4 separate regions of the Mus musculus genome follow, and regions 2, 3 and 4 are each linked to region 1. Evidence: chromatin loops called from intact Hi-C (ENCODE). Cell type or tissue: left cerebral cortex. All regions are shown on one strand. Links, peaks and the distances in the headings refer to the core of each region. The heading gives the core; the rest is flanking DNA.

Region 1 (7,650 bases), core at 1,544-6,543:
AATTAAAAAGAACACAGAATTAATGTAACTAACTATAAAGTTAAACTGACCAAATTCATTTCTCAAAAAAAAAAATCAAAGGGAATATTAAAAAGAACAATTATTCCTATTCTTTAGCAAATGGCCATTCTGGTTTTTTTAAAGACATGGCTTAAATCTCCAGTTTGCCACCAATTAATTTGTCTTTGCGTCTCAGAATGTGTTAGTAGACTGATGTAGCTAGCCGTCCCCTTGCTCTCCTCCTTAACCAAATGCCGCAGGTCTGCCTGGATAAGAACTAAAGGGAAGTGTGAGGTGTGCTTTCTCTAGCACTGACCTCCGAGTAGCTGGAGCTGCAGGTGCGCCTCATGATGCCTGACTTAGCCTGGTATCAGCAATCTATAAGGCGATATGCAAAACTCTGAAGACCATCAAGAGCAAAGCGCACAATCAACTGTACCAGCACTGGGAACTCAGAGGCATCCTCAAGCCATCGCCCTGTGTCGCAGATGAGGGAAGACTCAACACTCTTAACAAGCAGCTTGGCACTGAACTCATCCCGCAAAGCTCTGGAGCTAGAGATACTGGACGGTTTTTTCTCTCTCCTGCTTTTAAATGCAAATCACTAAGCCCCGAAGCACATTCTGCTCTATTTTTTTTTATATGAAAATTACTGCATTGTGGTCCTGTTCCAGAGAGGAAACCATTCATCCAAGAAAAGGGAGTGAGGACAAGCAGGCACCCCATCCAGTGAGCTGTCGCCAGGTACTCCCGGCCCTTGTTGGGCTAGCGACCCCATTAGTGATCGAAATTCCACGTGAAGAATGAGAATTTGGTTTTCAGGTCATGCGAGGTTACACACACATTGCGATGCTGGTGGTGCAGGCCAAGCACCAGCGAGAAGACTCAGCACCCCTTGCCTTTCAAACAACACTAACTATTGACTGGAAACTTTCTAAGTCTCACTAGAATAGTACAAGTTGCTATTCACCTATTTCTGACAAAATATGACAGCCAACACCACAATGCAAAAATCTCATGTGCTGTGAGTGCCCACATGGTGGACACCCGGCCTTTGCCTCTCCCCGACTGCCCTAGAGCCTGGAGCTCCGGAGACATACTTCATGTTAATGTATCAAGAGACCAAACAAGGTTAAAAGAACACTTTTAAACTGGAAAAAATATAAAGAAATAAATCATAATTAAGAATGGTATCCATCCCACTGTCACAGGTTCAAGCTTTCTGCCAAAACCACACTTGGCTTTAGGGAACTGTACTTGCTGTCAGATAAACAGAAACAGTGAAGAAAGGGGGTTATAGCCTCATAAAAAGTTAACTTAACCGCTAATCTTTCCAAGTTATATATTAATAACTAAGTTTGCTTTAAAGAAAACAAACCCCCTCTTTTCCAGCCTGAGAAGTTACATCCAAATAATGTGGATGTAACACCCTCAAAGACCTTAATCTACCCTGCGGGATGCCCGATAGCCAAGAATAAAATCTATCAAAACTGTCAAAAATGTACTTCCAGTCTTTGAGATGTCAGCATGGATGTTTAAGGAAAAAGAAGAAGAAAACAAACAAACAAAAAAAAAAAAAGAGGAGGACTGCACTGAGTTTTTTTAAGGCTACTTAAATATTTTCCAAATGTCTGTGATCAGATGTAAGCGAGCCGGTCTGTACTTTCTTTCACCTACAATGAATGAATGAAGTAGATGGCCCCTAGAGGGTCAAATTTCAAACACTGGAATTACAAAGCCTGTTTTTTGATGGTGTGAAAAAGTAATGGCAGTTTTGGGCTTTTAAACCTAGAAGTGCTCACGAGTTCAATCCGTCCCCAAGTCCATGCCATCCTTTCAAATTTGCAATTAAGAAAGGGAGAAAATCCGGTCAACTCTCCTTGGGGGGTTGGTCTCAGGGGTAGAGGGTTCAAGGAGGGAGGAGGACGGAGACAGAAAGAGCAAGCCAATTTAAAAAAAAAAAAAAAAAAAAAGCAAAATTGCCCACCTTTCTTAAATTCTTCCAGCATAGCGTCCAACTTGGTGTCGTTGAAAACGAAGTGCAAAGGGTGATTGTAAAACTTGGTGATGGTTTTCAAGGGAGTACAGTCATCCGGATCCACGAAGGCCAAGTCTTTGACAAAGAGCAGGTCCACGATGTTGGAACGTTCTCCCTCGAACACCGGGATTCGAGTGTAGCCACTCTCCATGATCTCCGACATGGTGTTGAAGTCCAGGATAGCCTCGCCGGTTATCATGAAGCAGTCCCTGAGGGGAGTCATCACGTCCTCCACCGTCTTGGTGCGGAGCTCCAGCGCCCCTTGGATGATGTTCAGCTCTTCCTTAACGAGGTCGTTATAGGGGTCAGTAACCCGGAGCATCTCCAGCAGTTTTTCCCGGTTATAGACCGTGCCTATCTCCTGGCCCAGGACGCAGTCCAGCAGTTTGCTAACCGGATAAGAAGCGGGGAATGTCATCATCATGAAAAACTTGGTGAGGAAGATGGTGTTGGCCCCTACCGCCAGGCCGTGTCGGGAGCAGATGGCTTGGGGCACGATTTCTCCGAAGATGACGATGCCAATGGTGGAGACCACCACCGCCACAAGGCCTGAGCCCGCAATGTCGTCCAGCAGGATGGTGAGCGTGGTGTTGACCAGTACGTTGCCCAGCAGCAGCGAGCACAGCAGGTAGTTGCCCTGCCTGCGCACCGGCTCGATGCGCTTGGCATAATTCTTCTCTTTCTCCGTGCCGCAGTTTTGCACGATGCGCAGCTCCATCGGGTCCAGAGCCATGAGCCCCAGGTTGAGGCCGCTGAACATGCCCGACAGGCACAGCAGCAGCGAGATGAAGATCACTTGCAGCCAGAAGGGCAGCAAGAACTTCTTCTCCTCGCCCACTATCATCTTGGTGTCCTCACCGTCGTGGTAAATCCAGGTGGTCTCGGCCCACGGAGGAGGCGGGAGTCCGGCCACCCCCGCGCCACCCTTGCCCCCGACGGTGCCACTCGCAGACCCGGAGCCGCCGGCGCCTAGTGCGGGCGTGGAGAGAGACGTGCACAGGTAATAAGACTTGCTCTTCTCCATCTTGCGCAGCGGTTTAATCTCGATCTCGATGATGCCCGATGTGCGGCGATTGAGAATGATGTGGGGCAAGATGATGATGTCTGAGGTGCGGATGCCGCAGCGCTGGGGGCCGCTGTCCGGCTCCGGAGGCGCGGGGCCCCCCAGCCCACGCTCGCTGGGTGTGTGCCGGCGCCGCTCGTGCTCAGTGAAGGCGATGCGGGACCACGTCTCGTTGTTGATGTTCTGCCCGTACACCCGCAGCTTGACCCGGGTCCGCTCGCTCACCCGCAGAGCACCCCCTTCCATGAACGACACGTCGTTCGTATCCTCCAGCCGCAGCCCGATGATCACGGTCTCCTCGTTCTCGCCGGCCGCTGTGCAGCCGCCCGCTCCCCAGCAGCAGCTCAGCAGTAGCAGCGGCAGCAGCCGGCCCGCAGCTGCTTGCAGGACCCCCCGGCCGCGGGCACTGAGGCTGCGGCGCGCCGCCATCTTCCAAGTGGGCAGTGCGGCGGCTGCCTGCCCGCCCGCCATCTTTACTTCGGGTTCACAAGCGCCACAGCCAATCATAGGGTGGCTGCTCCAGCTGAGGCTTCATCCTTCCCACCCGGCGGCGCGAGCGCAGGCACCGGCGCCCGAGCAGGACTGCAACCGCGCGTTCGCGCCCAGCCCTTAGCTGTCCTTCTCTCTGAATGACACTGATTCGGACTGAGCCAGCTGAGGAACCCCCGGGCTCGAGGGAGGAGGGAGCGGAGGGAGGGGCGTGCTAGCCTCTCCCGCGAGAGGCAGGTCTGCCAGCCAATCAAGAGCGGGTGCCCGCCTTCCCAGCCAGGGGGCTGGAATGGGGGCGTGGTCGCAGTCGGCGTGCCGCACCAATGGCACGGGAGGTGGGCGGGGAGATGAGGGCCACTGTCCTCCTCTGCATGCCAAGTTTCCAACTGAAAGGCGCGTGACTCTTGTGTATGCGCGGGGAGGAGGCGTGGCCATCCCGGATGCAAGAGCCAGTCAAAGATGAGCGCTGTAGGGATGGGGGCGTGGTCTTCCTCCAGGCGGCCAATGAAAGGGAGCGGTCCGCGGGTGCGGCGCTCCCTGTGGGGTCTCTGTAGTAGATCCTCGCGCGCGGCTTGGCAGCCCTGCAATACTGCCCTGAGGCGCGAGGCCTCGGGTCCTTGCTGCAGGGACTTGCGGGCTCCACGGGGCTCCGTGTCGCCGCAGAATGGGCTGAGCCCTCCTTCCCTGGGAGCACCAGAGCCGGACTGGAGACAGCTTACGATGCACATAGCCTAAAACCAAATCGGGATACTAGTCAAGCCCCCCAGCCCACTACCCCTGCATGCGGTTCCTCTGGAGATTCGCGGTGACAGGGTGGCCCTAGCAACGCCGAGGACCTGCGGTCTCCGTGACTCTGTGAGCCCTCAGCTGCTCACGATCATGTGGCGCCACCTGCCGGCCCTCACGGACGACCTTTGCTGTTTTCTAGCTCTCAACAAACCTCTCAAAGTGTGGTCAGCTTCCCAAACTTTGTCATCACAGGGATTCTCCTGTAGTCCTGCTATAATCACAGAATGAGATGGACCCTATTTTTGGTTTTGTTTTGTTTTGTTTTGTTTTGTTTTTTAACGTGCACCCAGGCAATTTGGGGAAATAGGAAGGGGAGAGCAACCTGAGAAGGCCCATGAAAGCTTATTATGAAATGCACAGGTCAAACGCTGTTAGCTCCGGAGAAGATTCATTGTGGAGCACAGCTCACCAGGACTCTCAAGTCCATTGCATCAGACTAGATGCGGTAGCACAGTAGCTCCCAAACTGAACTTTCTGCCTCCCAACTGAAGCGCGTTTTAAAATGTTTTTCCTGATCTTACTTTGTATTCCATAAACACAATACTCTTCCTTTTTTGTGAACACCCACAGTGTTTTTTATAATTTCCAGGACGAGTGATTTCTGGGCTCATTTCAGCGGTATCCTCGCAATTCTCTCTTTTTTTTTTTTTTTTTTTTTTGTTGTTTTGTTTTGTTTTGTTGTTGTTTACAGGGTTTCTCTGTATAGCCCTGGCTGTCCTGGAGCTCACTTTGTAGACCAGGCTGACCTTGAACTCAGAAATCCGCCTGCCTCTGCCTCCCGAGTGCTGGGATTAAAGGCGTGCGCCACCACGCCCGGCCGCAATTCTGTCTTCTTTTATGCTTGTCCTCAACCATTCCCCTGACCTTCCAACTAATGACTTGTCAACCCAGGGCCCATTGCTCCCATATTTGAGCCCTCCCCTAACTCCTCATCTCCTGACAAAAGCCAGAGTGCTCTCATCGCCTACAAGGTTCTGCAAGCTCTGCCCCAACCAGGCTCTGTCATTTTCTCAGTCACTGCCAGGGGATCTTCCTGGCGTCTTCGCATGTGCCATGTCCTGTGGATGGGACTCAACTTCTTTCAGATGCCAACATAGCCCTGTTTAAAGGCTTTGCTCAAAGCCACCAGACTCCATCTCTCCCTTATTTTTCTTCAAAGCAAAGATCATTTACTAATACCATGTGTAAATTACTCATTTGGTTGATAATCTGTCCTCTCTAGAATTTTTGTACACTGTTATATCAGTTCACCCTAGAACACACCTATAGATATTCAAAACATGATATAAAAAGTGTTAAAGAAATAAAGAAGCTTTTACTTTGATTATTTTAAGTAAATGGTCAACTCTAGTCCTAGCCCTCTGGTGTCTGGGGGATTTTTCCCCTACTTCCTATTCTCATACTGCTATATTGGAAAAATCACTTTAGATGAAGAAAATGGGATTCTTAGGTCTCTTATGAGCTTACAAGAGTAGTATTTACAGTTTATAAGTTGAGGTCTTTAGATGTCTGACAAAGGTTCAGGACAGACACAGGGCTTCTAAGCCAGCTAACTGAAAATGTGAGGACAAAGTGTGTTCCAGGCTAAGAGGGAAGACAGTTAGTGGTTCTCGAATATTGAATGCACCATTTGGAGTGGGAGTGCAGAGACAGGAAGAAGTACTTGCCAGCCCTACAGACATTTCCTGTGCAGAGAAAGCAGCGGTCAGGAAAGTGCAGTCTGAGCAATCCTGAAGCGGGCTAGAGGTTCAAGACTTAAGCAAAACAGAAGAGTACCTCCCAGGCGACACCACAAACTGAGCCGGGCTTAGATTCACACGGGGCATTGCTGAGCCATCTTTCTCCTCGGTGGTGGATATGAGCTGCTACTCTGCGTGAATACTCAACACACACAAAGCTGTCTAGACACCTGAGCCAATCCATTTTTCCTTCCATTAGAGTTATCCCCTCAGTCTCAGAGGCTCTCTAAGGTTAGAGAGAAGCTGCTGGTGCGGTTTGCAGTGAGTGGTTTCTGGGGCTCCGCAACCTATCCTTCTGGGGATAGAAGGCGATGGGGCTTGTAGGAAGCCTCTCCTGAAATGCTGGGGAGGGGAGGGGGCTAACACCACAAAACCTCAACTTCGACCATATTTTAATCCATGAAAGGCCACAGAGGGTCTGAGATTTTTAAGAGGTAGCCAGCGGTGTCTCACCCTCGCTTCGTTTTCTCCTTGCCCGACCTTGAATGAGTCACTCAAGCTAAGCTAAACCTCCTGCAAATACCCTCCTTAACTAAACTTCCCCTCCCAGAATCCCTCACTAGAAAACAAGAGAGAAGAATGACAGCTCAATTCTCTTCCGTCCAGAAGGGAAACCTCCCAGTCTGCGGGTTCAGGAATGAGCTCTGCAGCCAGACCCAAATGTCTCTCCAAGGGGCATGCACTGGATTTTCTAAAAGATGGCAAAAAAATTACAAGTGTTTCTCTATACATTTTGTTAACCTAAGGTCTGGTTAATAGAGAAGGTTTTTGTTCTGAAATTTGCTGGGTTGTAGGAAAGCATTCGAAGTTAATGCTCTAAATGGGATTTGGGGTTAGGGGATGGAACCCCAAGGCCTTGGACATATGCTCTGCTGCTGGGGTCCACTCCCACCAAGAGTGACATCTGAATGCCACTAGAGCACACAGTCTTCTGAGGAAAACCAGAAACTAGGGACACGCTGGAATTACACAGACTTGCCCTTGAATCCACTCTGATGGCCCGGAGGGATTTTTTCAGAAGCACGTGTTTAAGTGCTAGAACCCTTTTAGGCAAAATGAGAATTTTTTTTCACCGCAGTTCATAAAAATACTCAGTTAGAGGAAAGCCTGAGGCTTGCTTGTTTTCTCAGGAGGCCTTGTGAGCTTTTGTTGGGTCTTTCCCCACTCCCCTCCTTTTTCTAGATATTCTCTGGACATGGCTACTGAGAAGAAAAGGGGAAATGTGGCTTTTTCACAGCTGGGAGAAAAGGTTTCTTGTTGGAGGTTGGTCTGGTGCTGCTGTGTATTCAGTGCTAAATACTGACCCCCCAAGACCTGATAAACCCCCAATGAGCAGATCCTCACGTATGCCAATGATGCTATGTAAACCTTACCCCACAGTTTAAAGCTATTGGTTAAATAAAAAGAGCCATAGTGTAGTGGCTATTCCTGGTTGTCAACTTGACAATATTTGGAATGAACTACAATCCGGAATTGGAAGGCTCACCAGTGACTCTTATCTGGAGGCTTGGAGATCCTTATCTGGATCTTGG
Region 2 (5,000 bases), core at 1-5,000, 280 kb before region 1:
ACTTGATATTTTGGTCAACAGTTGTAATACTTGTGTGATTCATTCCTTAAAGATCTCAAGTTTGTGAAAATTTTAATCCTACATCAGGTTCTTTGTTTTCATCTCAAATAGCTGCTCCACAGCCAGTCCCTTCAAGCAAAGGAAAAACCAAGAAGGTCCTAGAGTCAGTGTTTCGTATTCCACCTGAACTTGATATGTCTTTATTACTTGAGTTCATTGGGTGAGTGACCTGAAAAATTTACCATTTGCTTATTTTTGGAATTTCAAAGTAAGATTTTACATTTAGCCTAGGCTAGCCTTGAACTCGACACATTCGTTCTCTTGTGTTTGATATGCACTTGGTAAACCACCATGCTATGCTGGGCTGGCCTCTTACTACCTTTTGGGGCTATCGAGATGGCCCAGTGGTTAGAAACATTTGCTGTTCTTGCACAGGACATGGTGGTTTAGTTCCCAGTCATGTCATACAGCTCACGACTCACAACTGTCTGTAAGTCCAGTGTCAGAGGGTCTGGCAACATCTTGTACAGGATGCATACACTCAGGACACACACATTAAGTAAATACATTTTATTTTTAGGTTTATTTTTTTGTGTTATGAATGTTTTGTTTGCATGTATGTTATAAGCGTGTACGATGTAAATGCCTGATGTTGAAGGAGTTGGGAGAAGGGTGTTGGATGCCTTGTAACTGTCCTTACAGACAGCTGTTAGCTGCTTGGTGGGTGCTGGGAACCCAGGTCCTCTGTAAGAGCAACAAGTACTTTTAACTGCTGAATTATTTGTTTTTCTTTAAAGAAAGAAAATTGTTTTTTAGCTTTAAAGTCGTGACTTTTCTTCTCAAGGCAGTTCTTTAGTCCATAGTTGCCTGGAATTTTTGGTTTTGTCTTTTTTTTTTTTTTTTTTTTTTCTTTTTTTCCGAGACAGGGTTCTCTGTATAGTCCTGGCTGTCCTGAAACTCACTTTGTAGATCAGGCTGGCCTCGAACTCAGAAATCTGCCTGCCTCTGCCTCCTTAGTGCTGGGATTAAAGGCATGTGCCACCATGCCCTGATTGGTTTTTTTCAAGACAGGATATTTTTGTGCATGTGTAGCCCTGGCTGTCCTGAAACTTACTCTGTAGACCAGGCTAGCCTACCTAAGATTAAAGTTATGTGCCACCACAGCCAGGCTTTCAATTTCTTTGTGGCTAGCTCATCTTAATTCTAGATCCTCATGCCCAAGAGTGTCCCAGAATGCAGCTTGTGCTACCAGGCCTCCATAAACAAAGTAAGTCCAACAGTTCTGAAATAAATAAATTATAGAATACTTAAGATTGAGAAAAATGTTAGATTAACATAGTAACCGCTGGGATCCGTATCCTACAGTAGCACACACAGTCCCAGCATGGAGGAGCATCACTGTGTTCAAGGCTAGTGTACTGGCTAGTTTTGTGTGTCAACTTGACACAGCTGGAGTTATCACAGAGAAAGGAGCTTCAGTTGGGGAAGTGCCTCCATGAGATCCAGCTGTAAGGCATTTTCTCAATTAGTGATCAAGGGGGAAAGGCCCCTTGTGGGTGGGACCATCTGAAAGCAGGCTGAGCAAGCCAGGGGAAGCAAGCCAGTAAAGAACATCCCTCCATGGCCTCCGCATCAGCTCCTGCTCCCTGACCTGCTTGAGTTCCAGTCCTGATTTCTTTCAGTGATGAACAGCAGTGTGGAAGTGTAAGCTGAATAAACCCTTTCCTCCCCAACTGCTCCTTGGTCATGATGTTTGTACAGGAATAGAAACCCTGACTAAGACAGCTAGCCTCAGCTGAATATCAAGGCCCTGCCTGCTTTTGCTCTCCCATTGCCCAAAAGGAAAATCTGACCAAAGCCATTCCTAATAGAACAAAACTAACCGAGAAACAAAACCACTATTAATGCAGCAGAAGCCTTGAGTATATCTATGATGGCTTCCTCTCCCTCAGCTTTAGTAGTCACTCCCCAAAGATTCCTTTGCAGTTTTTCATTTGGTTACTGAAGGGTCAGAAGTTCGTGATTAGTTGCAAGGCAGGCCTTTTTTCTCTTCCCTTTTGTAGTTTTAAAATTAGACTGGGCATGGTGGCGCTTTTTTTTAGTTCCAAGCCAGCTAGGGCTACATAGTGAGACCCAGTCTCATAAACAAATACACTCCCTCACCCCCCAGGAAATGAAGTATGGAGAGGTTAAAATACTGGATTAAACTGGTTTTGTTTTACCACTAGGTGGCAGAAGTGACAATTATATTTCTTCCCAAAGACTTGGGTAACCATGTTTTAAAGTAAAACATGGCCAGGTATAATAGTGTGTGCCTAGCTTTTGGGAGGCGGAGGCGGAGGCAGGCAGATCTCTGAGTTTGAGGCCACCAGGTTTCACAACCACTGTGAAGTTCCAGAACAGCCAGACTACTCCAGAGACTGTCTCAATCCACACCTTCAAAACACAAGAAAAGAAAAGAATAGCATGCTGGTGTGGTAGCACAGCTGTAAAAACCCAGCATTCAAGAGGTGGAAGCAGGAGAATCAGGATTCAAAATTAGCCTCGACTATTTAATGAGTTCCAAACAAGCCTGAGAAACATGAGCGCCTATATATATATATATTTTTTTTTTTTTTTCTCAAGACAGGGTTTCTCTGTGTAGCCCTGGCTGTCCTGGAACTCACTTTGTAGACTAGGATGGCCCCGACTCAGAAATCCGCCTGCCTCTTCCTCCCAAGTGCTGAGATGAAAGGCATGCGCCACCACCGCCCGTCTTTTTTTTTTCTTTGCTATCTTAAACTTCATTTCAAATCTGTGTACGTGCTGCCCAGCTTGCCTGCCTGAGTTGGGTCCCAGGAACTTAGGATGGAAGGAGAGAAGTGACTCCTGCACGTTGTCTCCTGACCACGCACGCAAGCAGCAGCGTGACCGCCATTGTAAATAAATAGATGTAAAGTTTATAGCCCTCCAAGGAGGCACACGGCTCTAATCACAGAGCTTGGGATGCAAAGCTGAGTTCAAATCTGACTTCGAGGCCAGCCTGGTCTACAGAGTGGATTCCAGGATGTAGAGAAAACTTGTCTCCAAAACACACATACACACACAAACCAACCAACCAACTAACCAACCAAACAATTTTTTTTCTGAGTAAAATGAATTGCTGCATATGAAATGTTCATGTTATTTTTCTTTTGTTTTATGATTAAGCATGTAATTTAAAATATTGTTTTGATTAACTTTTCCTTTCTTTTTAGTGCTAATGAAGACACCGGACATTTTAAGGTATTTCATTTTTTGTTTACTTTATAAGAGGATTCTGTAGGTATAAATTCTGAATCAGATTAGCAACCAAGTAGAAATTATCTTCAATTAAAATATAAATGTTTGACAAGTTACTGAAATTCAACAGTAATACTATAGTAGTTTCTCAGAGTAAGAAACATTGACTAGGGACTTGTTACTGATTCAAAGAAGTGAAGTAAGGAAAATAAGTAATTTACAAAGCCACATGCCCCATTGATTGGTAATTTTTTTTTTATATTTTAGTTTTTGGAGACAGGTTCCTTCTGGCCTTGAACTTATTAGCCATGGATTACTTGGAATTCTTCATCCTCCTGCCTCTACCTTCTAAGTGCTATAGCTACAAGCATGTCCCACTAGGCCTGATTTTAATGTGGTAATTTAAAAAAATTCTAAGAGTCAGATGTGGTATAACTACTCTAGAGGCTGAAAAAGAGGATCAAAAATTCAAGGCCAGCCTGGGCTATTGTAGTGAGACCAGTCTCAAAAAAAAAAAAAAAAATTCAAAGTGCTTTTGTGTAGTTGGTGCTTAGAGTTTAACATGAATTTAAACTTGTATATTTAACATTTTTGGCTGAAGTTAACCTGCCTTAACTTGTCACTTCAAGCATTCACTGAGATTTGAGGTAAGAACTACTTTGTATTATACTTTGTCAGTTGTTGAGATAAATAGCAAGCTAGAGACACCTACGAAAGTAAAATCTCTGTGATACAGACTCTGATTACTTTTATTAAGGAAAGGTCAGGGTTGTTTCGTTTGTGGCATCTATTTGAAGAGTTTTTTGTTTGTTTTTTGGTGTTTTTTTTTTGTTGTTGTTGTTGGGTTTTTTTTGTTTTTTGTTTTGTTTTGTTTTGAGATGGGGTTTCTCTGTGTAGCCCTGGCTGTCCTGGAACTCACTCTGTAGACCAGGCTGGCCTTGAACTCAGAAATCTGCCTCTTTCTGCCTCCCAAGTGCTGGGATTAAAGGTGTTGGCCACCACCACTGGCTTTTTCGAGAGTTTTAAGGGAAAACCCATGGCTGTAGAAGTCCCAACACACAAGGCTCAGCTGCCCACCCTAGTGTGACATTTAGAGAGATGAATGGTTGATGCAATACTTAACTTGCCTAGCGTGCGTGAAGCCCTAGGTTCATAAATGGAGTGTGTTGCATATTCTATGAGTCCAGCACTTGTGAGATACACGTCAAGTTCAAAGTCATCGTGGATTACAGGAGACTCTGAAAAAGATATATTGATGGAAAACATTAGAAAGAGGTTTAATCAGTATTGCCACAGCAGGAAGAGGAGCAGATAAAGAGGTTCCATGACTCAAGTTTGTCTTTAGGTCACTGGCATAGTTTTTTGTAGTGGTGAAGGTTAATTGTGTTTTTCAAACAGGTTCTGATTCTGTAACCTAGGCTAACCTGGAATTCATGTATCCTCATCTGGCCTTGGATCCATGGCAGTCTGCCTGCCTCAGTCTCTGTCTCTGAGTGCCAATGTTCTATGTGTGAGTCACCGTGCCTGGCAACTTTAGATTTAAATAGAAGAGCTGCTGGGGCAGGAGGCAGCAGGAATGTACAATGATCAAATTTTGACCAAACTGTGACCTGATGGGTCATTATCTTAGTTCTGGCTCTTGAAGGTGGTTCAGAGCAGTTTTAATGTCTGCGGAGACAGACAGTTCAGTTCCTGAGATGATTGATACTCTCTGGCTGGAGATGTCCTCACAGTGGGGT
Region 3 (7,650 bases), core at 1,107-6,106, 200 kb before region 1:
TGTGGTCTAGATGTAGAATTCTCGGCTCTTTCTCCAGCAACCATGTTTGCCTGCCATGTTTGTCACCATGCTTCCTGCCACGGTGATCATGGACCAAACCTCTGACCTGTAAGCCAGTTCCAATGAAATGTTGTCCTTTATAAGAGTTGCCATGATCATGGTGTCTCTTCACAGTAATAGAAACCCCAACTAAGAGAGAGGGAGAGATAGGACAGCCATGTGAGTATTTCAGCAAGAAGTTTGGTGCTAGACCATCTAAGGCCACAGTGGAGTGGCTTTTTAGACCAAACAGTGCCTAAATTCTTCAAGTAATATCAGAGTAGAGATACTGAATAAGCCCCTCATGATTCCTTAGCTTCATTAGTCCTCTGATAGAATCAGCTTAGCTTGGCAGGAGTTCAAGGTTGACCACATAGGAATTTAAGGCCAGTCTGAGTTATGTGATATTTTCTCTCAAAAGACATGTATGTGTGTCTCTATGTGTATATGTGTATGTGCATATATATATGGACTGACATATGTGTGTGTGTATATACTGTACATATATGTGATTTATGTTAGTACATATAGATCAAGATCATTTTGTGTGTGGATATCTTGCCTGCATTTATGTCTGTGCATTGCATATGTGCTTGTTGTTGTAAGAAAAGAGGACACTGGATCTTCTGGAACTAAAGATGGTTGTGACTAGCCATGTTGGTGCTGGGATTCAAACCTGGGTCCTCTGGAAGAGCATCCAGTGCTCTTGACCACTGAGCCATCTTTCCAGGCACTATATTTTATATACTTTTTAATATAAAATATACTTCAGTTGGATGGTGGTGGCAAATGCTTTTAAGTACTTGGGAGGCAGAGGCAGGTGAATCTATGAATTCGAGGCCAGCCTGGTCTACAGAGCGTGTTCTAGGATAGTCAGGGTTACACAGAGAAACCCTGTCTCAAAAAATTATATAGTACTGTATTTAAATGGTTATACATCCAACTTCATATGTGTATTTAAGTGTATGGGTTTGTAACCCTCTGTGTGCATATAAATGTGTAGGTGTGCAGACCTGTGTGAGTGTGCACACCTGTCTGTACACGTGTGTGCTTATGTAAGTGTGTGGGTGTTGAAAATCTGTGTGTGTGTGTGTTTATGAATGTTGGGTGCCCAGGGAGGCCAGAAGAATGCCAGATTCCCTGGAACTGGAGTTGCAGACAGCTGTGAGCTCCCGTGTAGATGCTGAGAACCAGATCTCAGTCCACTAGAAGAGCAGCAAGTGCTCCTAACTGCTGAGCCATCCCTCCACCTTCTATCAACTAAAATAAAGTTTTTTCTTAAGTGTGTATTCGTGTTTTGCCTACATGCATGAGAGGGAGGGTCACATCCCCTGAAACTGAAGGTAAAGTCAGTCAGCTGGGAGATCAGTCAGTGCTCTTAACTGCTGAGCCATCTGTGTAGCCCCTCGTAGCAAACGTTTTGAGATAGGGGTCTCTCGCTGAACGGGGCTAACTGATTGGCTAGCCTGGCTGGCAGGAGCCCAGGGGTCCTGTTCTCACCTCTTGGTCTTGGGATGATAGGCTGCATAGAGCCATGCTGGCTTCGTGTGGATGCCAGAGAGTGGAACTCAGACCCGGTGCCTCGGCCTCTCAGATTTCTCAATTATAAAAGTAACACAATGTAGGAAAATTTGTGAAGAAGTATAAAGAAAAGCCAGACGTGGTGGCTCATGCTTATAATTGTAGTTGAGACAGGAGGATTCTCATGAGTTTGAAGCTAACCTGTTCTACAGAGACTCAAACAGGAAAAGGAAAAATAAGAATAAAAAGATACCTAACTCTTGTCACTGAAAGCAAACCCATTATTAACATACCCTGTTGTTACTTCTCTGTAGTCTCTGTGTGCACTCTCCTTTTTTCCTGTCAAATGTACACAGCCCCCTACCAGTCCCCCGCCCCCCCCCCCCAGACAGGGTTTCTCTGTGTAGCCCTGGCTGTTCTGGCATTCACTCTGTAGACCAGGCTGGCCTGGAACTCAGAAATCCGCCTGCCTCTGCTTCCCAAGTGCTGGGATTAAAGGCGTGCGCCACCACGCCCGGCCCCGTACCAGTCTTTAGTCACAGAACTGGGCATTTATTTACTTATTTTGAGACAGGGTCTTATTTGGTAGCCCTGGCTGGCCCAGAACTTGCTCTGTAGATCAGGCTGGCCCTGAATTCAGAGATCCACCTGCCTCTGCCTCCTGAGAGGAATTCAAGGTAAGCTTTAACCACTCCAGGCCTACCTACAAAACCAGGCTTTCTAGAAACATACTTGGCTTAAAGGTGGTATTAAGCTAACTGCAAACTGGCTTACATGCCATTTTTCCCATGTTGAAAAGCCTAATAGGTGAAAAGCCTAATAGGGGCTTATCCTCAGCTGACCTAGGCAGGGTGAAAGGCACAGGAGGGTAAGTAGAAGCTGTTAGCAGAGCCCTCCTGTTTTCAAAAACACCCTGTGGTTCAGGTTGACTGCAAGTGTAATGAGTCAGTAGTATGTCTGCCAAGAACTTTCTTCTCTTTTTCATTTTCTTCTCCTTCCTCCTCTTTCTTCCTTGTTCCCCCCCCCCCCCTCACCATTGCTTCCTCTCCCTTTTTTCTTTCTTTCATTATGTTGCTCAGGTTAACTTCAAATTCTGGGCTCACGTAATCCTCTTGCCTTAGTCCTAGCATCTCCAGAAGCTAGGACTCCCGGCAAGCTACCATACTTAGTGTTCACTGAGAACTTTACTGCACAAATGCAAGGCGCTGTTACAAAGTGGAAGCCATAGTCCTCCTTGATTATGATGGTACTACAAAACTTGGCTTAGTCTTGGATGATACCATCTAAAGGAAATCAAAATCAAATCAGCCAAATGCCTGAGAGAAAGACAAAGATCCTCAGAATTAGGACAGAGGAAAAACAATGGGAGGGATCAAATATCCCCAACTCGGGAAGATCTTGGGCAAAGTCCAAGGTCGAAGAACCAGTAGATCAGTTGCTTTTCCGAGGCTCCCAGGACTAGAATTTGGTCTTTGCGATGAATTCCAGAGCTGCCCAGACTAAGGAATGCAGTGTTCTGGACATAGTGGGTGGGCTGTCTTGTAGTGAAGTACGGTAACGGGTGTCAGTGTATTCAACTACTATTTATTGTTTGCTAGGATCCAGAACTAAGCCTGGAGTCTGTATTGTTTCATTCTATCAATAATATCTCGGATAAATCAACTGTGTGTAGTCAGGTTCCTTGGTTGGTTCCCTGGGTAAGTAGTGAAACTAGGATTTGAACTCATTCTGATAAACCCCAAAGCTGGTCCCTATGATTATCATGGAGTTGAGTTCAAGGTCTTCCAGGGAGACCCTCTGGTTCGTTTGTCTAGGAGTAAGCTGCTAGGAGTAAGGGACACACTCTTCCCACCTTAGGGAAAGCCTCTCGCAGAGTAGGCGTGGTCACCTAAGGTAGGGGCGGGGCAGCCAGGAGTGTGCTGAGGGGAGCAGGCAAAAAGCCAAGAGGTGGTTATTCCTAGGAAATGGATAGGTTGTTAACGTGCATCACCCTCGGAGTTTAGCAGCTCTGGGAGTTCTGTGGTGGGAAGTTCCCCGAGCCCTGTGAGGGGCCCTGAGACAGGACCGCCCGCCAGGGAGCATCGCCGCGGCCGGCTTCTGCGGCGGAGCCCGGGTAAGGAACAGAGCGCCGGTCCCTGGCCGGGCGCGAGCTGGGGGCGGTGCCGGGGCGGCGGGGGCGGGGAGGGCGCGCGCCGAGGCGGCTGCGGCAGTTGCGCGCTAGGATTGCTGCCGTGCGGTGCGGCCGGTGAGTGCGGCGGCACCCGCGGCGGGCGGGAGGGGGCTTGGAGCGGGCGGGCGGCGAGCGAGCAGGCTGGGGAGGATGCGCGGCCCAGCGCGCGACCCAGCGGCCCCCGCCGTCCGCCCGGCGTCCCTTTCCTCAGGGCTCCCTACCCCGGCCCAGATCTGCCCGCGCGCCCGCGGCCTCAGCGCCCCGGCGTGGCGCACGCCCCCGGCCCGGGCGCCCCCGGCCCGCCGCAGCCCCTTCCCCGCGCGGCGGCGACGCCCCCGGCCCACGTCATGCTCGCGCCATTGTTTCCCAGCGTCCGCTAGCTGGGACCCCGCCTTTCTCGCGGAGTGGGCGGGCAGGCGCCGCTCTCGGTTCCCCTGGTCTCTCTGGGCTGGCAGCCTGGCCTCAGTTCTCGTGAGGCGGGTGCGGGGCTCCCCTCATGGGCTGCGAGCCTGGCAGGGTTTGGATCTGCCCGCGGAATGGCCCACGAGCCAGTTTTGTGGTGCGCAGTACTTCCTGGAAAGCTCACATCAATTGCAAGTCTCGCCTAAAGACGTTTGGAGGCGGTTTGTCCCTCGCCTTTTTTTTTCTGGGGCCCCCGAAGCCCTGCAGGGCGAGATGCAGAAGTGGGGCCTGTTACAAGAACAGCGTTTTGAGCGGTTGGCTTTGCCTGGCCGCAGCCTTTAAAAGCATTAGATGAAGGTTTGTGTCGGATTTGTTTCACAGCCTCGGTAGTCGAGGGCTGTGCTCTAATAGAGCACTCTGAAATGACTAGTCACTCAACACGGTTGCGTGTTCCCCACCACTTCTCTGCGCCCCCCCCCCCCCCGCACATTGTTTCATAATGACCGTAGACCTATAATTTTTCTTAAGGGATGCAAATTCCTTTGGCCGTCATGTGTAGGGGGAGGATGTTAAAACGGTGCCATTTATCGTAGACGTAGTGAGTACAGAAAGACTTCAGGTCTTTCACATAGTCACCTTAGCATTTTCCATCAATGGCTAAGAATGTAAGAGAAGACATCAGGGCTTAGAGGTTCAGTTTAACAAACCAGCTGGTTAAAAATTGCAATAAAATCGTTGCGGGTGCTCGTAGTGGCAAGGTGGTTATGCTGGGCTGTTGATACAAGGATTGATGCTTCCCGGCTTGCTTCCGAAGAGCATTTCCATTACAATATGAACCTGTTTGTAGGCCTCGAACAGGCTCTGTACCCTAGTGGCCTCGAACTTGGGATCTTTCTCTTCCAGGTCCCTAACAGATATTAATAGGCTTGTTCCACCATGCCTGAGCTTGAAAAACTGGTTTAAGCTTCACTCTTACCAAAAAAATGAACAAAAAGCCAAATTCAGTACTATTGGTTGTTGCATTATTCTCAGCCAGCATTAATCTGTAAAATAAGATGCCCTTCAAGGTTCTGTCGTATGAAACAGTACAGTCATCAGAAGCGTTTGGTAAATATGAGTACTCAGAGTGCCTGCTGGCCTTACTAGATGACATACGTCTTCCTGAAGAGAGCCAGGTTATGGGGGACTCAGCTGTATGAGGAAATTGGTGTCTCAAACATGGTATTTAGAAAAAGTTGATGTTTATGTTACTGCGTTTCACTATGCATCCCAGGTTATCCTAAAAATTCTTCAGTTTTCTGAGTACTGTGCACACATTTCTTGGCCTGTGTCTATAAACTGTAGGTTCTCAGTTTGGTGTGGTGGTTCACTGGAGACGCAGGGTCAGGTGACAAGCCTGGTCTAGGTAGCAAGTTCAGGACAGCCAGAACTACTAGAGACTCTGTCTCAAAACAAAACAACAAACAAAACAAAAACAAAAAATAGTTTTTAAAAAGTGTACAGGATCTCTCTACTGGGGACTGAACTAGGGACTAAGCTTAGGCTAGGCAAAGCAGTCTACTATTGAACTACGTTCAGGCCTTTTTTATTTTGAGGAAGAGCCTTTTTAAGCTGCTCATTTTGGGTTCCTCTTCCAAGGGCCTAGCACCCACCCGCGCACCTTGAATTGGCCGTGTAGCTTAGGCGGGGCTCTAATTTGGGATCGTCCTACCTCAGCTCTCCAAAGCGCTGGGATTGTAGGCATGTGCCACCATGCTTGCCTGGGCTTGAGAAAAAGGGGGTGGGCGGGGGTGCTTTACTGCTTCACTCTTTCCAAAAAGCAAAACAAAAACCAACCTGCTGACATCTTACCAAGAGATTTACTTATGTTTTACTTTTTTGTTTTCTAGCTTTTTTGCGATAAGGTCTCAGACATTTTGTGCTCTGGGCTGGTCCCAGAGACCTGCATAGCTTGGATTGCAAAGTGAGCCACTACGGGTGACCTCAAATGTAGGTTTTTACTTAGTGATGATTGCTGAGTACACACTGCTACTGGACTTGATCTTATTTTCATTTTTGGATGCTTTATACCAGGCCTTTATGCAGGATAGCAGGCAGTGCGGGCACACATGCTTTCAGGAAGTGTTTGTTGATGTGATGTTTTTAGCTTTTGTGACAGCATCTACTAACATGAGATGCTGACTATCACAAGGCATATGCTAAGTGACAAGTGAGTAGTGAAAGCTGTACTTCCAGCCAGGAGACAGCTTACGGACAGTTTAAGGGCAGTAGTACCAGACGAAGCTAGTAACAGATGTTCTGGTAAGCTCTTTACAACATAATGTGACTTGGATTCTTTGGAGCTAGAGCAAAATGAATAAAAGGAACCCCTACCACCCCTTTAAAAATAATATGTGGGAGGGGAGGTGTTTTTTTTTTTTTAGGTTCAAACCTGAGGATGTTAATTTCCTTACATGAAGTTGATAACAAATTATCATGGAGTACTAAAATTTTGTCATTGGACCATTACATATTTTTTATGTTATATTCATTCATATTTTATGTGTTGAGTGTTTTGCCTGCATGTATGTACACCATTTGTGTGCCTGGTGTCTATCAGGATCCAAAGAGGGCATTGTATTTCCTGGAACTGGAGCTACAGATGGTTGTGAGCCACCATGTGAGAGCTGGGACTTGAACTCCGGTCTCCTGAAGAGCAACCAATGTGCTTAATCTCTGAGCTATCTCTTCAGCCATACCAAGTCGTAAGGGGCTAAGGATGGGGAGTCTCACTAAATCTTAAACTGGCTTGGAACTCAGTAGTTCAGGCTGGCCTCCAGCTTGCAGTTCTCTTGCTTCAGCCTCTTAGGGCTGGGATTATAGGTGAGGGCCAACACGTCTTGTTTTATATAACTTTATTGATTGAAATTTGATTGCATTCTCTAGAGATTGGTTGCAAAAGTTTGTGGAAAATAACTAGCAATAAAACAACAAAAATCCAATAGCAGTAACAGAAACCCCCCTAGTATCAGGAAAGCAAAAATCCTCCCCCTTTTAATGCTGACTACAGAATCAAAAAGATGAAGTTGATGTGGAGACTGTTGAACTGTTTATTCTACCATTTGCGTGTCTCTGTTGGCTGGGAGCCATTATGAGAAATGCCAAATGAAAGAGCCCTGTGTGACAGGATCAACTTGGAAAACCTGGCACCTGAAACTTAATAGCTTTTCTTAAAAAAAGCGATACCAGCTGTGGTGAAAGCAGGACAATCAGGGGCTTAAGGTTGCTGGTTACAAATGGAATTCTAGGCCAGCCTCAGAGTCATGACACCCTGTCTCAAACACACAGACATTTTAAATGTTAGCGTGCTTTCATTCATATGACTAGTGGAATGTACTTTTTTAAAAAGTGTGTAATAATTTATTTAATCTGTTTCTTTTTTGTTGAAACATTTCATATGTGAGTACTGTAAAACCTTCTTCCTTTACCCCTCAACTCTTCCCATGCACACATCTCATCCTCACATACATAGTCTCTTG
Region 4 (7,650 bases), core at 1,519-6,518, 230 kb before region 1:
ATTTCTCGAACTGATGATATTGAAGACTACCCTCATGTAATGGGTAAGAACATGGTCTCTCCAAGAGTCTTAAAATACTGTTGATTTTCCTTTAAGCATTTGTAGAATCTATCAATTCTACAAATGACACCACAACAAGGCCTTCTAAACTAACCAAGCAATGCTCATATGAATCACAGAGACTGGAGCCGCAAGCACGGGGCCCACACGGGGCTGCAGTAGGTCCTCTGCGTGTATATTACAGCCTTCAGTTTAGTGTTTCCGGGATCCTGAGTGGGTGAACAAGGGGGGGGAATCTCTGATTCCTGTGCCTGCTCTTGGGGCTCTTGCCCTTTTGTTGGTTTGTCTTGTCCAATTTTAATAGGATTTTTTTTTTTGTAAAATTTTGTTATATTTTATTGTTATCTCCTAGAGGTTTCTAATGGGAGACAGAGAAGGAGTGGGTCAGGATGGGAGAAGAGGGAAGGGAAACTGTAATCAGGATACAGTGGATAAGAAGAGCACCCATTTCCAATAAGGGGGGAGGTGTATAGTCTGGTATAAGCCAGAAAAAATCCGAGTTCACACCTTCATGGAGCCACTTGGAAGGTAAAGGCAAGGTTGATCAGGAGTTCAAGTCCAGCCTCAGCTACATAGCTTGAGGCCAGCCTGGGCTATATAAGACCCTATCAATAAAAGAAAGGTTGCTTTTCTGTCACTTCTGTAACTGGAGGCAAGGCAAGTCCAAGTGGAAGAGATTTTCCGAGTATAGTGTTTACCCCTGACTGCCTCATACTGGAGTATGAGTCGAGGAAGAGCGCATTGCTTCAGGCCGGGGTTGTGAGGTGGGATCCCTCTGCAACCTGGGGTGGTGCAGTAGGGTAAAGGGTGGGGAAATGCAGGACAAATAAATGTCATGGAATCTCCGTAGAGACGTGACAGCCATTCCTCGCCTCTCATTCGAGAGCCTTTGTTTCCTGAATAATATAACTGGCAGGAGATGGGCAAAGAAAGCCCTTGGCTGGGAGGAGGCATTAATGCCCGCCCGGTGAGTGGTGAGGTGAAGGGATGGAGTGTCAGGTAGAGTTGTAGCTGAAAAACCTCTCAGTCAGCCGTCCAACCCAAGAGCAGCGGCTGAGCCTGTGAGGGTGTCTGTGGGCTCCAGCACAGAGCATTGCAGGAAGCCAGGGCAGGAAGGCCCCTGGGCAGGGACAGGGTTATATTGTGAGGGGGTCTTTCTCTATCTTTATCTCCTTCTTTCCTTCCTTAATTTGTTTATTATTCTTCCTCCTTCTCTCCGTCAACCCAACTCCCCCACCCCCGCCCCCCAACACACACACACAGGGTCTTAGGCGGGCTGGTCTCAAACTCATAACAGAGTAGAGTCTGGCCTTGAGCTGTAGCCTCCTCCTCCAGCGTTGGGCTTCCAGTCTCCACCACATCCCATTCAGGGGGGTCTTCAGCAGCTGCACACGCGGCTTGGGAGACATGGTCAGTTCCATGTGCCTCTCACCAGGCACATAGACCCACAAACATGTGAACAGAAATGTGTTTACTCTCTGTCCTTGAAGCACTTGGAAGGCAAACTTGCCCCTTTGGTGTGAGGAACCAGGCATGCTGGACAACTCGAGGCGAAGAGAAAGCGGTACCACAGTCTGCGAGGCTTCCACAACGTGTGGTAAAGTTGGTTGTATTGTGAGTGACCTTGCCTGGGTCCCAGGCTGCTTGCAGGTCAGTTAGGGTCATGCTGGTTGAATAAATTGAAACTGCTCCTGAGAACCAAACTCTGCCCCATCTTTTCCCTCAGGATTCCTTCTCCAGGTTTTTGGAGCCCAGGCCTAGGATAGAGGAAACAAGGACCCAGAATCGAACAGCCGGGCTCATCCTTCACCACGCTGTTCCCTGAGTTTTCTTTCAAACAGAACTGTATCCCTCCCTAAACACCATGGTGGGGGTTTGTTCCAACTTGAGACCCCCCCACTCCATTCCTTGTTGCTGCTTCTCACAAATTATTGGTGGCTACAAAATGCTCAGTGTTTTATAGTGTTGCTCACACATGCATGCTTTCTCTTTTTTCACTTTGGAGACAGGGTTTTGTAGAGCCTGAGCTGGTATTGAACTCTTGATCTCCCTGTCCCCACCTTCTGATTGCAGAGGTTACAGGCGTGTACCACCTGTCTAAAGAACACAGACGTTTATTTGATTTTTAAAATACTTACATACTTATTTTATATGTATGAGCAGTTTTTGTCTCGGTATATGTGTATGCGCCAGCATGTGAGCGCCTGATGCTGGAGAAGGCTAGAAGAGGGGTTCGGATCCCCTGAAATCTGAGTTAAGGATGGTTGTGAGCCATGTGTGGTCCTCTGTAAAAGCAACAAGTCCTTGTAACCTCCAAGCCATCTCTCTGTCCCACTTAAATTTATTTTAAAGAAATTAATTAGAATGCTTATTCCTTCTCTAGGAGGTGGTGGTTAATGGCTTGGAGCTTTTAAAGCATCTCCTGGAAATGTGGGCCGGATTTCCTGGAAATCTGGACCGGATTCAAAGGCTCACCTTTCAGTGTCTTCATTAAGAACGGCCTAGTACATCACTCTCCAAACTCAGGGGGTTTTGAATTCTTTCTCAGTTGCAGGCGCGAGAGTTGACTCAGGAGATTTGACTTGTTCTCTGTACCCGCCGTTGTTAGCGTATGGTTTTAGACCTACACTTCTCCCTGGCTGTGTGGTCTACATTAAGTCACTGAGGTTTCCTTTTTCCAGCTATAAATTGAGACAGTAGCAAATTTGCAGTAGAATTGCATTAAAGTGGCCATGGAAAGTTATAGGGGGTTGGTCTGGTGCTACTATGTATTCAAAGGCTAAATACTGTATCCCAAGACCTGGTTACTCCAAGATGAGTGAATCTCACATACACCAGCTTTTGTTGTGCAAACCTTGTGCCCTCCCCCCCCAAGTTATCACTGATTATAATAAGGATACCTATAGCCTGGGCTGGGCAGAGGGTAGGGGACACAGCAAAGATCCCCGGACTTGGGGTCTGAGGTAGGACCATGAGGAGGAGGAGAAGGAAAGAAGACACCACTGTGTAGGTGGCCATGAGGGCTGGCCTGATGGAGTAGGCATGGCCCAGGTGGAGCACGGCCAGTGATATCCCCGGGAACAGCACCAGGGAAGCAGACAAAACAGCACAGAGGATTGGTGTCTGCCCAGCTCTAGTGCTCTTTTTTTTTTCCCCTCAAAGATTTATTTATTATTATAAACAAGTACACTGTGGCTGTCTTCAGATGCACCAGAAGAGGGCGTCAGATCTCATTATGGGTGGTTATGAGCCACCATGTGGTTGCTGGGACCTTTGGAAGAGCAGTCAGTGCTCTTACCCACTGAGCCATCTCACCAGCCCAGCTCTAGTGTTTTTTTGTTTTTTTTTTGTTTTTTCTTTCTGAGACAGGGTTTCTCTGTATAGCCCTGGCTGTCCTGAAACTCACTTCGTAGACCAGGCTTGCCTTGAACTCAGAAATCCGCCTGCCTCTGCCTCCTGAGTGCTGGGATTAAAGGCGTGCGCCACCACGCCCAGCCAGCTCTAGTGCCCTTAAGCTCATTGTAAATCTGAAGATTTCTGTGTCTTTTATCTGGGAACAATATGGTCTGAAGTGGAGTAGAAACCCCTTAATATTCAAAGACAACAAGGGGGTGTAGCAACCCCAGAATAATAATTATCACAACAAAACATAATTGAGAGCGTGTATGGGCAAGTACCCAGCTCTGGTTCTGGCCCTCATTAAGCACTCAAAAGTATGATTCTTTAAAAATATACATAGTCGGACTGGAGAGATGGCTCAGTAGTTAAGAGCACTGACTGCTCTTCCAGAGGTCCTGAGTTCAATTCCCAGCAACCACACAGTGGCTCATCTGTAATGGGTATCAATGCCCTCTTCTGGTGTGTCTGAAGTGTGCACATCATATTAAAAAAAAATCTTAAAAAAAAAAGAATATATGTAGTTAGCTCAGGCTCTGAAAACTGTTCGAACAGTTTTGTAAAACGGGAATTATATATACATATATATATATATACACATATATATGTGTATGTGTATATATATATGTGTATATATATATGTATATATATATATATATATACACCTCTATAGTTTAGAAATAACTCATACAGGCAACTAACCCAATAAAGGAGACATTGAAGAAAGTTTGGGGAGATTTGGGCTGATTAGGGTCAGGGTTCTTTTGGACGAGTCAGGATCTGAACAGGATTTTGCTAAAGATTTAAAGTACGGATGAGTACCACTTATGAAGTACAAAGACATAAGCCACACAGAGAGCAGACTGGCTCTTGGCTGGGATTGAGCCTAAGGCTGTTTCGGGGGCAAGGAGTTTAAGGTTTTTCCAGGAGTTACCCAGTGAGCCCAGAGAAAGACTGGTGGCCGGTCTCTGTGCAGTTGGTAAATTTACCACTAGGGGGCAGTGTTGACCAACAGCTTGTCCCTTGCCCAACTTAGGATTTGAGCCAAGGTCTTGGTTAGTGGAACACTTTGAATAGAGGTCGCAGTGCTGATCATTGCAAGCAGAGCCTGCGTGGTGAGTGTCAGGACCTAAAGGTCAGGAGTTGAAATGTATTACTCAAGGTTTTAAGAAATCTATTTATTTGTTTTTGGTTTTTTTTTGTTTTGGTTTTGGTTTGGTTTGGTTTGGTTTTGTTTGGGTTTTTTTTTTTTTTTTTTTTTTGGTTTTTCGAGACAGGGTTTCTCTGTATAGCCCTGGCTGTCCTGGAACTCACTTTGTAGACCAGGCTGGTCTCGAACTCAGAAATCCGCCTGCCTCTGCCTCCCAAGTGCTGGGATTAAAGGCGTGTGCCACCACGCCCGGCTAGTTATTTGTTTTTTAATTTTTGCGATCTCACTATGTAGCACTTGATTGACCTACAACTTGCCACGGTGACCAGATGGCACTGAGCTCACAGAGAGATCTGTCTGCTTCTGTGTCTTGAGTGCTGGGATTAAAGGCACGAGACACCACACTCCCCTTCCTTCCTTCCTTCCTTCCTCCTTCCTTCCTTCCTTCCTCCTTCCTTCCTTCCTTCCTTCCTTCCTTCCTTCCTTTCTCTCTCTCTCTCTCTCTTTCTTTCTTTTAAAGATTTATTTATTTTTATTATATGTAAGTACACTGTAGCTGTCTTCAGACACTCCAGAAGAAGGAGTCAGATCTCTTTATGGATGGTTGTAAGCCACCATGTGGTTGCTGGGATTTGAACTTCGGACCTTCGGAAGAGCAGTCAGGTGCTCTTACCCACTGAGCCATTCCCTGCCACCCCCCACTTTCTTTTAAAACTATTGATATGTTTGCATGTATCTGTCTGGTGTGTCTGTGTGTTTGTGTGTGCATGCACGTGTGTTTTCATGTCTGTGAGTGTGGGCACCACACCTGCCCTGGCTCACATGTAGAGATCAGAAACAACTTTGGATGTTGGTCTTTGCATCCCATCTTGTTTGAAATAGGGTCTCTTGTTCTCTGGTGCAACCCTAGGGTAAGTGGCCCACAAGCGTCTGGGAATTCTTCTGTCTGTGTTGCTGTAGAAATGCTAGGATGATGCACTGTAGGGCATATGGGAGCTTGTTACCAGGCAGGCATGAGAAGTGGTCAGGCTGAGTGAGCGCAAGTCCCAGGGATCTCGGGATTGAGACCGGCAGGAGCGGAGCCGTTCCCTGCCGCCTCTACCTGCCCTGGAACAGAAACCACAACACCCCACTGAGGACCGTGGTGATCAGTCATGTGGCATAAAAAACCTCAAGTACTCCACACTAATGAGGTACCTAGATAAGCCCCTGAGGGTTCAGCCAATTAGCTTCCCTTCCTGTGCACTCCTTCCCGCAAAAGGTATTTGATCCCCGGTTCACCCTGAGTGAAGTGTATGCAATTAATATCCACCATCAAATAAACCAATATGACCAAGCAAGCTGCGGGGAAGGCCTTCATCTTAAAGAGCCTCGCCTAAACTCCCGAAGAAGTCCTTCTCTCTCTTCTTCCAGAGCTCACTTGTAATCAGACTGGTCCCGCCCTTCCTGGACTCTGTCTTCCCCTTCCTGTCCAGTGCATGGATGCCCCAAGGGGAAGCATGGACCATGGACCCTGTGCCCCGACTCCCAGCTGTATGCCAGTGGCGCCCAGGTACATAGGAGACTGGGAACCACGGCATAGGTCCCAGACCCCGCAGCAGACCACCATTCTGGGGACTTCGTTCTGCCTCCCCCGAGCTGCATGCCAGCTGTGCCCAGGCATCCCAGCGGCAAGGCAGGACGCAGTTCAGCAATGCACACTACTGCAATGGCTTCTGGGTATCTACCCACAAGGCCATCTCCCCATCCTGAAAGATGTTTTTAAAAAAAAAATACTTACGAATTTATTTCTTTAGTTTTCATTTCTTTAACATCTCTTTAATTCAATAGCCAAGGAGTGAGGCAGGCATTATTATTCTCATTGAACAAATAATTTATCACTGGGTCTCTAATTATCCCACCCTACCACCCAGTGACGAATACAATCTGCTTAGCTGGCTACTGGTTAATGTAACATAATGTAACACAATATAACACAATGTAACAACTGGTGAAGTGTAACACATGGAAGGAATGTGGGCCTTGGCTTTGGCTGACTTGGAGATCATATGGGTCAGCTACTTGAGTCCAGGAGGCCCCAGCAGTGACTATACATCACTTTAGCCACCTGTAAAGGCCCCTCCCGCCAATGAATGGCTGGTTGCCATCCAGGGCTATGCAGAGAAATGCTCGCCTCTCCCCTCTTTCTGCAGGAGCAGCCAAGCAGATCATGAACCTGAGAGCCCAGCGGTTGGTTCCAGCCTCTGGGTCAGGGGGCAAGGAGGCTGAAGGGAGGGGAGTGCCTGGGCACCCTGCCACAGCTGCACCTTTAGTTAATATTTATTCTTTCTTTCTTTTGCCCAGAGACTAGGGGAGCCCAATCACAGATAGTGAAGAAAACTCCAGGGCTAGGAGAAGCTGGTTCCTGTCAGGGGTGACTCAGGCAGACCTTTACAGCAGGCAGTGCCCCCACCTGGCTCTGTGCAGGTCTTTTGTGTGGTTGTTAGAGACCACACTACTTATCTGCTCAGCAGAGCAGTCTCCTAGGAGTGCAGGAGGGTGCGGCTGGGTAATGGGTACAGAACAGTTTTATCTTTCTGCACAATGACTTTCCCTGGGGGGGAGGGGGAGACCCCTGGGTCTCTTCAGGGCGTGGCACCCCTTTTCATTAAAACTGCCTTGTCTTTCTAAAACGCATTTTGTTAGTGTTTTCTTTCCCAGAGGGGACTTGTAAATTGAGCTCCTTATTCCTCAGCGCGATATAGAGCTGACCAGAATTTCTGCCAACTCATTGTTCTTCCTCTCTGTGAGCACGGCTTCTCAGCGCCGTGAACCACCATCTTCAGAGTCATTAACGACATGATTTCTGGACCCCAGAGCAGCTGAATTTAGAATGTAGCTCCTTAGCCCCAGAGCACAGCCACTGTTGGCCCCGCGAATCTGTGTTTGGATAGTTGTACTGACTCTCGTGGAGGCTGTAGCGTAAGGACCGTTTGTTCAAGCAAGACCACAGCATTTCCTGACCTGAGCGGTTGAGTTGTAGCCACTTTCCCTACTTGGGCCTT

Evidence for each region. Hi-C counts contacts between places; a loop is a spot of excess contacts. Peaks named below come from ENCODE experiments on the same cell type or tissue, not always from the same donor. Only the 100,000 strongest peaks of a DNase experiment are listed, where the experiment ranks them.
Region 2: a loop joins it to region 1, with 2.9 times the contacts of the local background. A loop is called at or near these places in 3 of 42 quality-filtered maps.
Region 3: it touches region 1 in a loop (4-fold over the local background); 2 of 42 quality-filtered maps call a loop at or near these places.
Region 4: a loop joins it to region 1, with 10 times the contacts of the local background. A loop is called at or near these places in 35 of 42 quality-filtered maps.

What each region holds. Positions count from the first base shown.
Region 1 is chr19:46,757,731-46,765,380 of GRCm38, reverse strand. Cnnm2 (cyclin M2) reads right to left here and starts at 3,772. Exons shown (of 8, transcript NM_033569.3): 1 at 1,988-3,772. The coding sequence starts at 3,608. In left cerebral cortex, for the core only: a CTCF peak has its summit at 4,478 (motif pointing left); DNase peaks (open chromatin) are centred at 2,947, 3,926, 4,438, 6,050 and 2 more places; H3K4me3 peaks cover 3,027 bases; H3K27ac peaks cover 2,180 bases.
Region 2 is chr19:47,041,030-47,046,029 of GRCm38, reverse strand. It overlaps Pcgf6 (polycomb group ring finger 6), which reads left to right. Exons shown (of 10, transcript NM_027654.3): 6 at 112-220; 7 at 3,237-3,264. Among named protein-coding and RNA genes, the nearest start is that of Pcgf6, 7.4 kb to the left of the region's middle. In left cerebral cortex, for the core only: a CTCF peak has its summit at 2,218 (motif pointing right); DNase peaks (open chromatin) are centred at 2,268 and 4,765.
Region 3 is chr19:46,958,427-46,966,076 of GRCm38, reverse strand. It overlaps Nt5c2 (5'-nucleotidase, cytosolic II), which reads left to right and starts at 3,769. Exons shown (of 18, transcript NM_029810.5): 1 at 3,769-3,805. In left cerebral cortex, for the core only: no CTCF peak of the experiment used is centred there; DNase peaks (open chromatin) are centred at 3,641, 4,207 and 5,826; H3K4me3 peaks cover 2,494 bases; H3K27ac peaks cover 3,002 bases.
Region 4 is chr19:46,988,155-46,995,804 of GRCm38, reverse strand. It overlaps a transcript of Nt5c2 not described here. Among named protein-coding and RNA genes, the nearest start is that of Ina, 23 kb to the left of the region's middle. In left cerebral cortex, for the core only: CTCF peaks have their summits at 3,271 (motif pointing right) and 4,440 (motif pointing right); a DNase peak (open chromatin) is centred at 4,459.